Linked DNA regions of Homo sapiens: region 2 is linked to region 1. The links are chromatin contacts, found by Hi-C or POLR2A ChIA-PET in ENCODE. All regions are on one chromosome and are shown on one strand. The core of a region is the stretch at or near the end of the contact, and the rest is flanking DNA. Distances in the headings are between cores, read along the strand shown. Region 1 holds the start of LINC02777 (long intergenic non-protein coding RNA 2777). Region 2 has its middle 37 kb from the start of LINC01358.

The links. Hi-C counts contacts between places; a loop is a spot of excess contacts on that map. ChIA-PET counts read pairs that join two places held with the same protein, here RNA polymerase II (POLR2A). Pooled maps may share reads with other maps.
Region 2: a map of heart left ventricle shows a loop between it and region 1 (2.4-fold over the local background). The contact joins the enhancer-like site here to the promoter of LINC02777 in region 1. A Hi-C loop is called at or near these places in 3 of 168 maps with a recorded cell type or tissue (IMR-90, K562 and heart left ventricle), 2 of 37 single-sample maps with no recorded cell type and 6 of 50 pooled maps. POLR2A ChIA-PET finds 5 or more read pairs at or near these places in 2 of 52 experiments (K562 and PC-9).

Annotation. Positions count from the first base shown.
Region 1 is chr1:58,901,191-58,906,236 of GRCh38, forward strand. It overlaps LINC02777 (long intergenic non-protein coding RNA 2777), which reads right to left and starts at 2,948. Exons shown (of 5, transcript NR_183656.1): 1 at 2,378-2,948. RefSeq lists silencers at 2,342-2,731, 2,792-3,041.
Region 2 is chr1:58,981,332-58,986,377 of GRCh38, forward strand. No RefSeq gene overlaps it. Among named protein-coding and RNA genes, the nearest start is that of LINC01358, 37 kb to the right of the region's middle. RefSeq lists enhancers at 1-482, 1,017-1,517, 1,518-2,018. Within about 2 kb of position 1,525, at least 9 of the 41 ENCODE cell types and tissues checked have a DNase peak (open chromatin) inside an H3K27ac peak, as active enhancers do; they include heart left ventricle, where a contact is called at or near this core.

The DNA of each region.
Region 1 (5,046 bases), core at 1,698-4,197:
CTAGGAACAAAACATGGCATTTGAACAGCTGTTTTGGGTATTCAGAGTCCAAACCCTACAGGTCTGGAGAAGGTGGGGGTTGGGGGAAGGAAACCAATATTTACTTACTGAATACCTACTCTGAGCCAGGCACTGGGGACTTCACAGAGAGTATGTCTTTTAATTTTCTGAACAGCTCATTAATGTGTTCTGCCTCCTCTAGGCATAGCAAGGTTAAGAATTTATCAAAGATCACACAGCTCATAAGTGGTGGAGCTGGGACTTGAACCCATGCAATCTGACTCTAGAGCTTATATTCTTGAATACTTCCCTATGTGTACTTTGTTGAACCCTCCCATGCCAAGATGTAGGAGCCATTATTATCAAATCTGTTTTCCAGATGGGAAACCAGAGGCTCAGAAGAGTAATTTTCCCAACGTAAATTAAACAGAGACCCTGGATTTAAACTCTGTGATCCTGGGCAAGTCACTTCACTCATCTATCCATCATCCATCTGTCCACTCATTAATTCAACAGATAGTGTCAACTGTTTACTCCAGGGACTGTCTTGTCCCTAGAGATGAAAAGATATATAAAATCTGGCCCTTGCTTTTTAAGAACTCATAATCCAGTGAAGAGGGCAAACACCTACACAACAGTAAGACAAATGACTGCAATATGACGGGTGCTTAAGAGGTGTCTAAAAAGAGCCACAAGAACATAGAGGAAAAGCATCAAATTACTTGATGAAGTAAAGCAAGGAGGCCTCTGGAAAGGAAGGGACATTGGGCTGATATGCTCTCCAGGCAGAGAAAGGGGGAAAGGGGTTACTCCAGGGAGAGAGAGCATCAAAGGTTAAAAAAAAAAAAGGGGTCACATATTGAGTGCTTACCACCTGTTTTAAGTGCCATCTCTCTGATTCCCATGTCAATTCTGTGAAGTAGGTATTATTCAGACCACTTTATAGAAGAGGAAACATAGGCACATAGAGAACAGGCACCTTGCCTTTGCTCACACAGCTAGTAAGGAATAGAGCTAGAATTCAGCCCTGGGCAGCCTAGCTTCAGAGCCCATCCTCTCAGCTACTCTACTTGGAGTGTTTGGGGGCAGCTGCTAGTAGTTCCTCACAGGTGAGGCAGGCAGTGCAACTGGTCACATAGGCAGGAATCTGGTCTACAGGGTCTTCCTGTATGCCGGCTTTAGGCACTTTCTTCATGAGGCCTTACATGTTCTTCATCTAGGACCTGGACCTTTTGGGATCCATGAAAATAATAATGCTGTGGTATATGCATGTGTGCTTGTGTGTTGAGGGGTACACCCACCTTTCTCAGGGGAATTATACAGTTCCATTTTTTTTTTTTGAGACAGAATCTTACTCTGTCCCCCAGGCTGGAATGCAGTGGCATGATCTTAGCTCACTGAAACCTCTGCTCCCGGGTCCAAAGGATTCTTGTGCCTCAGCCACCTGAATAGCTGAGATTACAGGAGTGCGCCACCACGCTCGGCTAATTTTTGTATTTTTAGTAGAGATGGGGTTTCACCATGTTGGTCAGGCTGGTCTTGAACTCATGGACTCTTCTCTATCACAATATATTCTAAGGCAGGCAGCGATCTGCCTGCCTCGGCCTCCCAAAGTGTTGGGATTACCGATGTGAGCCACCGTGCCAGGCTTCTATTTGCTTTTGCTTTTGATACACCCATATCTGCTCATTGTAGGAATATTGGGTGCCTTCAGCTCAGCTGGATTCTCTTGGCTTCAGTGTCAGTATTTGAATTCTTGTTCATTTTCTGCTTTCCCTCCCCAGACTGGTAAGTCCATGAGGACAGAGTCCTTGTCTATCCGCCAGACCACCAGTGTCCAGCACAGTGCCTGGCACACAGTAGGTATTCAATAATTGTTTAATGAACTCTGGGGCTTTGATTAATAATTTAGTTAGAGAGTAAATTAATTGTGAGTTAAATCTAGTTTGGTCAACAACATACTTTACACTGTGCAGTCAGTGGGGCAGGAGGGAATCACAGAAGGGTCTTTGAAGATGAAAAGTGCAGGGACTATTGGCCTAGATCAGTGGTTTACACATGAAGCTGTACTTTTAGACGAGCTTGCCTTCCGGGATTTCGATCCCTGGTCTGAGGTGCTGTTTGAGCTTCCCAGGTGATTCTGAAGTCACCAGATCGGTATTGAGGGATGCCAAATTTGGGGGACTTCCTGTTCTAACGTATTTCTTTTTGTCCCCCGAACTCATTCAACTTGTGCCTGAACGGTCTCAGCAATGGGAGCTCATTATTTCACAAGGCGAGCTGCCCAACCCAGCGTAACCACAACGACAACAATCACAGTGACACCATGTAGGGACCATACATTGAGCATTTCTTAGGTGTCAGGTACCGTACATACATGCTGCTCACTCCAAAGGCGAGGTGGGTAGTACTTGTCTGCATATGACAGCTAAAGAAACTGCAACTCCGACGTTGGTGGCGCTGGGAGTCTCAGTGGCGGCGGGGCGGGGCAGGGCCGGGACCGAGGCCACGTCCCGCCCGCCGCCCGGCTTCCCGCCCATGGGCCTCGGCAGTGCCCGCGGGAGGAGCGGGTGGAGGGAGCCGCTCGCCACGTCAGCGCACGCCCGCCCCGGCGCTCCGCCCGGCCCTCCTGGGCCTCCCCATAGAAGGTTAACCCGGGCCGGATCCCACGAGGACTGGTGGGGGCCGGGCGGCCCGTGATTTCAGTTTCCGAAGAGTCCGGCCCTGCGCAAAGGCGGGCAGGGAGGAGGAGTTCGGGAAGCCTTCCCGACAGTCTGTAGATGAAATGAACGCGCCCCGCCTGAGCGCCACTCGGGGAGCGCGCCGAGCCAGTGCAGCACCGCGGCCTCCCGGCCCGCCAGGCTGAGGGTTTCCGCGGGCCCTGACCCTGCTGGCCCCCACCGGGCCAGTGAAAGCAGCAGGCTTTATGCGGCTGTCGGGCTCGGGGCGAGGAGCCGGCTCCACCCTCCCAGTCTGGGCCCATCCTCCGGCCTCGGCCAGCCCCTTCCCTCCCTCTCTTTGGCGTTCGCGTTCCCTCGGCCTAGCAGACCTCTTAGAATGTTTGTTTTCCTTCTGAGAAAGAGCGGAGGGACGTGGCCAAGACCAACATGAACTGCAAACACGGGACATCCTCTGTGTGGGGGGACATTTTTCTGGGACCAACAGACCTGGGTCTGAATACCCATCCTGCCGCTTCCTCGCTGGGTGACCTTTGTATATCTTTCTCCATCTCTCTCAGCCTCATTATCCTCATCTGTAAAATGGGGATAATGACGCCTTACCTATCTTTAAGATACATTCTGAGGATTAGATTGGATAAATACGGATCATACATTTTAAGCACTTAGTGCTGTCAATGGCAATTAACATTATTATTCATTATATTGTTATTATGAATGACTGATAATGACACTCAAGATTATTAATGCTACTGTGTCAAAAATATGCTCAATTAAATTTATTTTTAGTGAGTGAAATAGTTTTATGAAAGGTAAATAAAGAGGAATAATACTGGGTCGGGAAGTATATACACGTTATCTCATTTAATATTCAAACAGCTTCAGAAGGTGGGTGTTATCATCCCCATTCTGCAGATGAGAAAGTTGAGGCTCTTGGAGGTTCATTAACTTGCCCACCTCACACACTTCAAGCCTAATGTCCTGCCCTCCCTCTCTCACTGACTTCCTTGACTGCATCCCTTAAGCTCCAGTCCCTTTCTACCTGCCTGCCTCAGCAAAGACTCGTCCATCTGCAGAGAAACCTGGAGGAAAGTGAGTCAGCTCTGGAAACTGGATAAAGCTCACCTCCTCCAGGCAGCTTTCCTGATTCTCTCCCTCCTCCCCCTGTAAAATTAATCCTTCCTTCCTTTCTTCTCTTGGTGCCCATAGTATGAGGTTGCACACACTTATTGCAGGTTGTGTCTCCCACCTGGGGAGTATGCCTGTCTAAGGCAGACGCCACATACTTTTTCACTCTTGAAGGGTCAATATGGTGTTGTGGTTAAGGGCACAGGCTTAGGAGCCCAACTGTCCAGTTTCAGATCTTGGCTTTACTACCTACTGGTTGTGAGCCTTAACCAAGTGACTTAACCCCTTTCAGCCTCACTGTCCTTATCTACAACATGGAGATTGACAATAAGATCAGCCTTGTGGGGTTGCTATAAGGATTGAATGAGTTAAGATATAGAAAGCAATTTGAACCTCTAAGTAATCAGATGTTCACTGAATGAAGACGGAATCGTGAAGGTCTTGAATGTTGCTTACTAAGATAGTGAGATAGAAAGCATGTTGCAGAGTTAAGAGCAGGAGTAGGTATCAGAGACCTAGGTTCTCATCCTGGCTCTGCCTTTAACTTTATGTTTGGATTGGGCCTGTTCCTCCCTCTGTCTGAATCTGTTTCCCCTTCTGCAAAATGATAAGTTTGGCTCCCGCTGCTAGATGACTTCAAAGGGTAATATTCAGTGTATTAATTCTGTGCCTCTAGGACTTTGCTTGTGTAATGTTCCCAGTTAGCGGTCACACTAAAAAATAAATGACTGGTTTGCCCCTGGAAGCATGAAGCTCAACCACTGGCTACCATGAACTCAGAGGTAGAGGATTGTACCAGTTTTGATAATTGCCAGCTTTTTCTGGGCAGGTCTTAGTGCCTGGCATTGGGCCAAGTGCCATCATTGTCTTGTTTAGTATTCTCAAGAACCCTGTAAAGAAGTCACTACTATGATCCCCTTTCTATAGCTGAGGAAACAGAGGCTAGAGGTTAACAAGCTTGTAACTAGTTGGGTGGGATGTAGGATCATCACTTGTCAGGCTTTGGCTCCCAAGGCCTGCAAGAATCCTCTCTAACACATGCCTGTTTCGATACCTCTGGGGACAAAGAACCTATTGTCTTTCAAGCCTGTTCATTATTAAGAATCCTGAACAGCCAAAAAGGGTACAGCTGCCTTTTTACGTGAGTTTCATTCATGACTTTGCACTTGGGCTCCAGGAAGACATGATTTGTATTAAGGGTTAAGAAAAGGGAGAATATGAATTCCACCAAGGGAGGGTC
Region 2 (5,046 bases), core at 275-2,774, 79 kb after region 1:
TTCCCAAAACAATAATAACACATGGTGACCCTGAATTCTTATACATTGGCTCACCTAGAGAATTTTCTTTAGGATAACAGATTCTCTTTATTAAAATATATCTGTCCTATATTCAAAAGTCTGTAGCCAAGGGGGATTGTATGAGAATGGAGAGTCTACATCTACTCCTGCTGTGCTGTGCTGTGCCCCATTTAAAGGGGACAGTTCTCCTAGCCCTCCTGCTGTGCTAGTCAAAGGCCAAGGGCAGCTTTCCCTGTAACTGCTAGAACCACAACTCTGCATGTGAAGTCTTTTGGCTTTTTCTTCTGCTTTTCCAGAGGTTCTGCCCCTCCTGGGTTGGGATGCTCTATGGTAGTAGGATGCAGCTCCCCATCTTTGGAAACAGCAGCCACTGTAGTTTATTTTGCCATCTTGGAGAATCCCTGCCAGATACGGGCCATTCCACCTTTTCAACCTTAGCACCAGTCTTGGCCTACCCTTCTCCTTCTGGAATAATGGATCTCTCTTTAAGCAGAGTAATAAGGGAGAGGATATGTAAGCATTGTTCAGACCGTCAGAAAGACAAGAGTGTCCTCCTTCTCTTGGAGAGTTTGAAAAGGACATTCTTGCCATGGAATATAAGCAAGCAGACCAAAAACTAAACATATAAGCCAACGGCACAAAAACACCATTCCTTTTTTAAAAAAAAATTTATTTTAAGTCCCGGGACACATGTGCAGGACATGCAGGTTTGTTACATAGGTAAACATGTGTCATGGTGGTTTGCTGCACCTATCAACCCATCACCTAGACATTAAGCCCCGCATGCATTAGCTATTTATCCTGATGCTCTTCTTCCTCCAAACCCCTGACAGGCCCCAATGTGTGTTGTTCCGCTCCCTGTGTTCATGTGTTTTCATTGTTCAGCTCTCATTCATGAGTGAGAACACGTGGACACCATTCCTTTTTAAAAAATCACCTGTCTTGGTATCAATCTTACTGGGAGCTTAAAGACACCACTTTACAAAGACATTGAGAGGTTTGTGTTAGGGTCATCGTTTTACCTGTGAGTTTAGCAGAGGATGCTGAGGCTAGAAAGAAAACACCCAAGGAGAAGGGCACACAGCTGGAGGGGAGTGTGCTGCTGCTCTGCCCAGATGCGTCTGACTCCACTACCCAGGAGTTTCCTTTCCCCACACTGGGAAGCATTGTTCGTAGATGAACAGCCTTCCTGGAAGAGGTGACACTTGAGCTAAGTCTTAAAGAACAGAAGGCTTTCTGCTGGGTAACAGTGGTGGGAAGGCCATGATTGAAAAGGGTTAAAAAGTGTAGATGCTTTTGTAAACACAGCCAGGCAACAGGGTCAAGCAACAGGGGTGAGGCCAGTGGTGAAACAGCAGACGTGGTGGATGTGGTTGTTTTTAGTCTCTTGGATGAAGTTCAAAGCAAAAGTCCCTGATATCCCCTGGAGAGAGAACATCCAGGTTGTGTTCCTGCCCAGAGCCGAGTAAACAGGATTATTGGAACCTGCTGTGGCCTCAGCTGGACACACTGGCTGCAGCCTGGCTGGCGCAGAGGGAGAGAGTGACAGGAAAATGGCTGAGATTAGGAACCGCCCTTGCCTCTGGACTTGGGTCTCTGAGGAAATGCCTCTGTTGGGATAACCTGTCTTGGGCACTTGGAATCTGTATTTCAGGTCAGAAAATATGCATAGCCTTTGACCCACCAATTCCACTTCTAGGAATACAAGAAGGAGAAATAGTTGCTGATGTGTGAAAAGATATATGTACAAGGATGTTCAACGTAGTATTGTTGATAATAAAAAAAAATTGGAAGCAACTTAAATATCTCAGGAAACTTATAGTACATCTATATGACAGAAAAATTTTAGCCCTTAATAATCATGTGGTAAAAGACTATTCGTTGATATGAAATATTTAGAATATTTTGCCAAGTTAAAAAAAGGTTATAAGACAGTATGCACCACCTGCTCTCAATTATGTAACTATTTATCATGATGACATTTACTGAACACTTGCCATGTGCCAGCCGTGGCTCTAAGCAGTTTAAACATATTTGATTGTGCAACAAGTTTATGAAGAAGATTTCTTATTATCTCTATTTTACACATAAGGAGACTGAGACACAGAGTGTTTAAGTAATTTGTCTAAAATCACAGCAGTAAGTGGCAAAACCTGCACGTGAACAAAGCATTCTAGCTCCAGAGCCCAAATGCAAACAACTAAGTTGCCATACTCTCTTCCTATGTGTGTCCACGTTTCTGTGGTTTCTTTGATTTTCTTTCTCTTTCTTGGAGACTTTACACCCAAACGTTAGCTGTGTGTTAAGTAATCCCCTTGTAGGGCAAGAGCAGATAAATATTTTCATGATGGAAGTGAATGTTGCAGCCAGTATAGGCTCCAAAGGACATTTACACCTTGACTACAGAGAACACACTGCATGCCACTTAAGATCTTGTACAGGACAGACACAAGCAGTTCCCCAATTCACTTATTCAGCAAAATAATGATTAAGTGCCAGTTCTGCACAGGCTCTGTTCTAGGCTCTGAAGATTCAGCAGTAAGGCAAGGGACACAAGGCCAATTCTCCAATAAGACTTCCATCCTCATGGGGGAAGCAGGGAGGTAACCAGTAAATAAAGAGCCAAGAAAAATATTAGCTGGAGTTCAGTGTTCTGTAGAGTACTACAATTGGAATGGTGCCATAGGGTGGGATCATGGGCTTAGGAAGATGACCTTTAAGAGGAGACATTTGAGCTAAAACTTGAATGACCAGCAGTAGAGACACACACATACACACACACACACACACACACACACACACACGGGGTGGCAGGGAAGCAAATCCAGCAAAATGTTGACATTTGGGAAATCTGGATGAAGGGTACAACACAATTTTTTATATAAGTGTTGTAACATTTCCATAAGTCAAATAATTTTGGAATACAAAGTTAAAATATGTCAAAATAAATATATTACAAATACAAACAATCACTCTACATCTAAGGAAATAGAGTTGGTAGAGCTTGCTGGTGAATGCCATGTGGTGGGTGAAGAAATCAAGAGGAAGTAGATGATGCTGGCGCCTTTGACTAAAGTAGGGTGAGGCTGAGGTATGAGGTATGGGGAGAAAAAGCAAACATCCTTTTCTTTGACCCAATAGTCAGTTTGCAAACTACCATACACTTATCTTCTCAGTGGGTCTTCTCCTTTTTTTTAGAGATGGAGTCTTGCTCTGTTGCCCAGGCTGGAGTGCAATCTCGGCTCACTGCAACCTCCGTCTCCCGGGTTCACGTCTTCTCCTGCCTCAGCCTCCAGAGTAGCTGGGACTATGCCCGGCTAATTTTTTGTATTTTTAGTAGAGATGGGGTTTCACCGTGTTAGCCAGGATGGTCTCGATCTCCTGACCTCGAGATCCTCCCACCTCGCCCTCCCAAAGTGCTGGGATTACAGGCGTGAGCCACTGCGCCTGGCCAGTGGGTCTTCTCTTACCCTCCTTTGAATCAGGTAGGATTTTTTACTGATGAAGAAACTGAGACCAAGAGTGGGGAAATGATTGTATGTGGTGTCATGGTGACTGAGTAGCAGAGTTAGGTGCCAAAGTCAGATCTTCTGAATCCATGAAACTAACAATCCCCAAGGCTAAGTGACAGGAGATACATCATGTATATTTTCCGCTGCTCTAAAGTAGAATAAATGTTGAATAGGCTGGGCAATAATTGGCCCGTGGAAGACGCAGGTAACTCAATCTGACTATGTTGTAGAGGGTTGGTTGTAACACTCTCTTTCTTAGAAACTATCAAGGATTCCCAGTAACCCATGAACCATTTTAGTTCCCAAGAGATAGTACAATGCTGTAGACTGCAACTTGACTTACTGTGATGCTAAGTTATTATTCCATTTTTATTATTTTATAATTATTATTAAAAATAGAGGTAAACCACCTACTCCTCTCAAAAGGTAGTTAGGAGAATCAGCATCCAAAGGAAATACTGCAAATGAAAGGGTTTGTGGTCTTCAACACTCGGTTAGACGAGCTCCTGTTGGGGTCTTAGGGTCATGTTCATTATCTCTGAGTACATTGCAAGTGCTTCAGGTTGCCTTTGGAGGTCACTCCTGTGACTGGCTCAGCTTCTGCCAATTTGGAGACCAATTTAAAATTCCAAGACATCAACAAAACAAACCCAGGATCTTAGAGAAAGGGAGTATCAACTAACACTAAAGTAGTACCTGCTAAGTGCAATTTAGTGACATTTATCACTAAGTAGCACCATTTGACCCCCCACTCCAACAGCCTCTTGAGGGAGCCCCATTAACTCAGTTTTAAAAGAGGAGGAAACTAAGACTTGAAGTATTAAGCAATGTGGTCCCATGCTAGCAGTGAGCCTACAATGTCTAAGCCAGAGCTTGCACCCCTTTCATGGCACTACATGGCCAAATAGGCCCTTTCTGGTCCCAGAGATGAAGGTTAACCAATGTGCAAAAATAAGTTGCCTTGGAATCCACCCTGCTTACAGGTCCTCATTACCCTAAATCAATGATCTGCACGATTTCATTGGGATGGTATGTGTGCTTGATTTATATTGGCACAGATCAAGCCATAAATTGTGCCTATGGACCCATCAAAGTCTTTTCTCACATTGAAGATGTTTATAGAAACAGGAAACATGGCCTTTGCATGAACATACTGGTCCTCTCTATGTCAACGTCATCATAAATAGACGTATCCAGGATCTCTGCCTGGACTGTTTTCCATAGATACTCAGCAAACCCATGAGCTAGGTCGTTATTACCAAGGAGGAACAAAGAGACCCTCCCTTGTTCCTAGAACTTATCCTGACAAGAGGCCCTCTTGAGTGAAGACCAGAAAAAATGCCATGGCCCACATTCCACCCCTCTCTGTTGTTAGCAGCAGTGCCTGGTCCTTTAAGATGTCCCCCCATTCTTACAGCTTTGAACTTCAGGCTCCTAACCTGGGAATCCAGAGTTGTAGAGCTATTCTTTGCTTCTTGTAAAATGAATCTACTCTGTGGACTCAAAACACCTT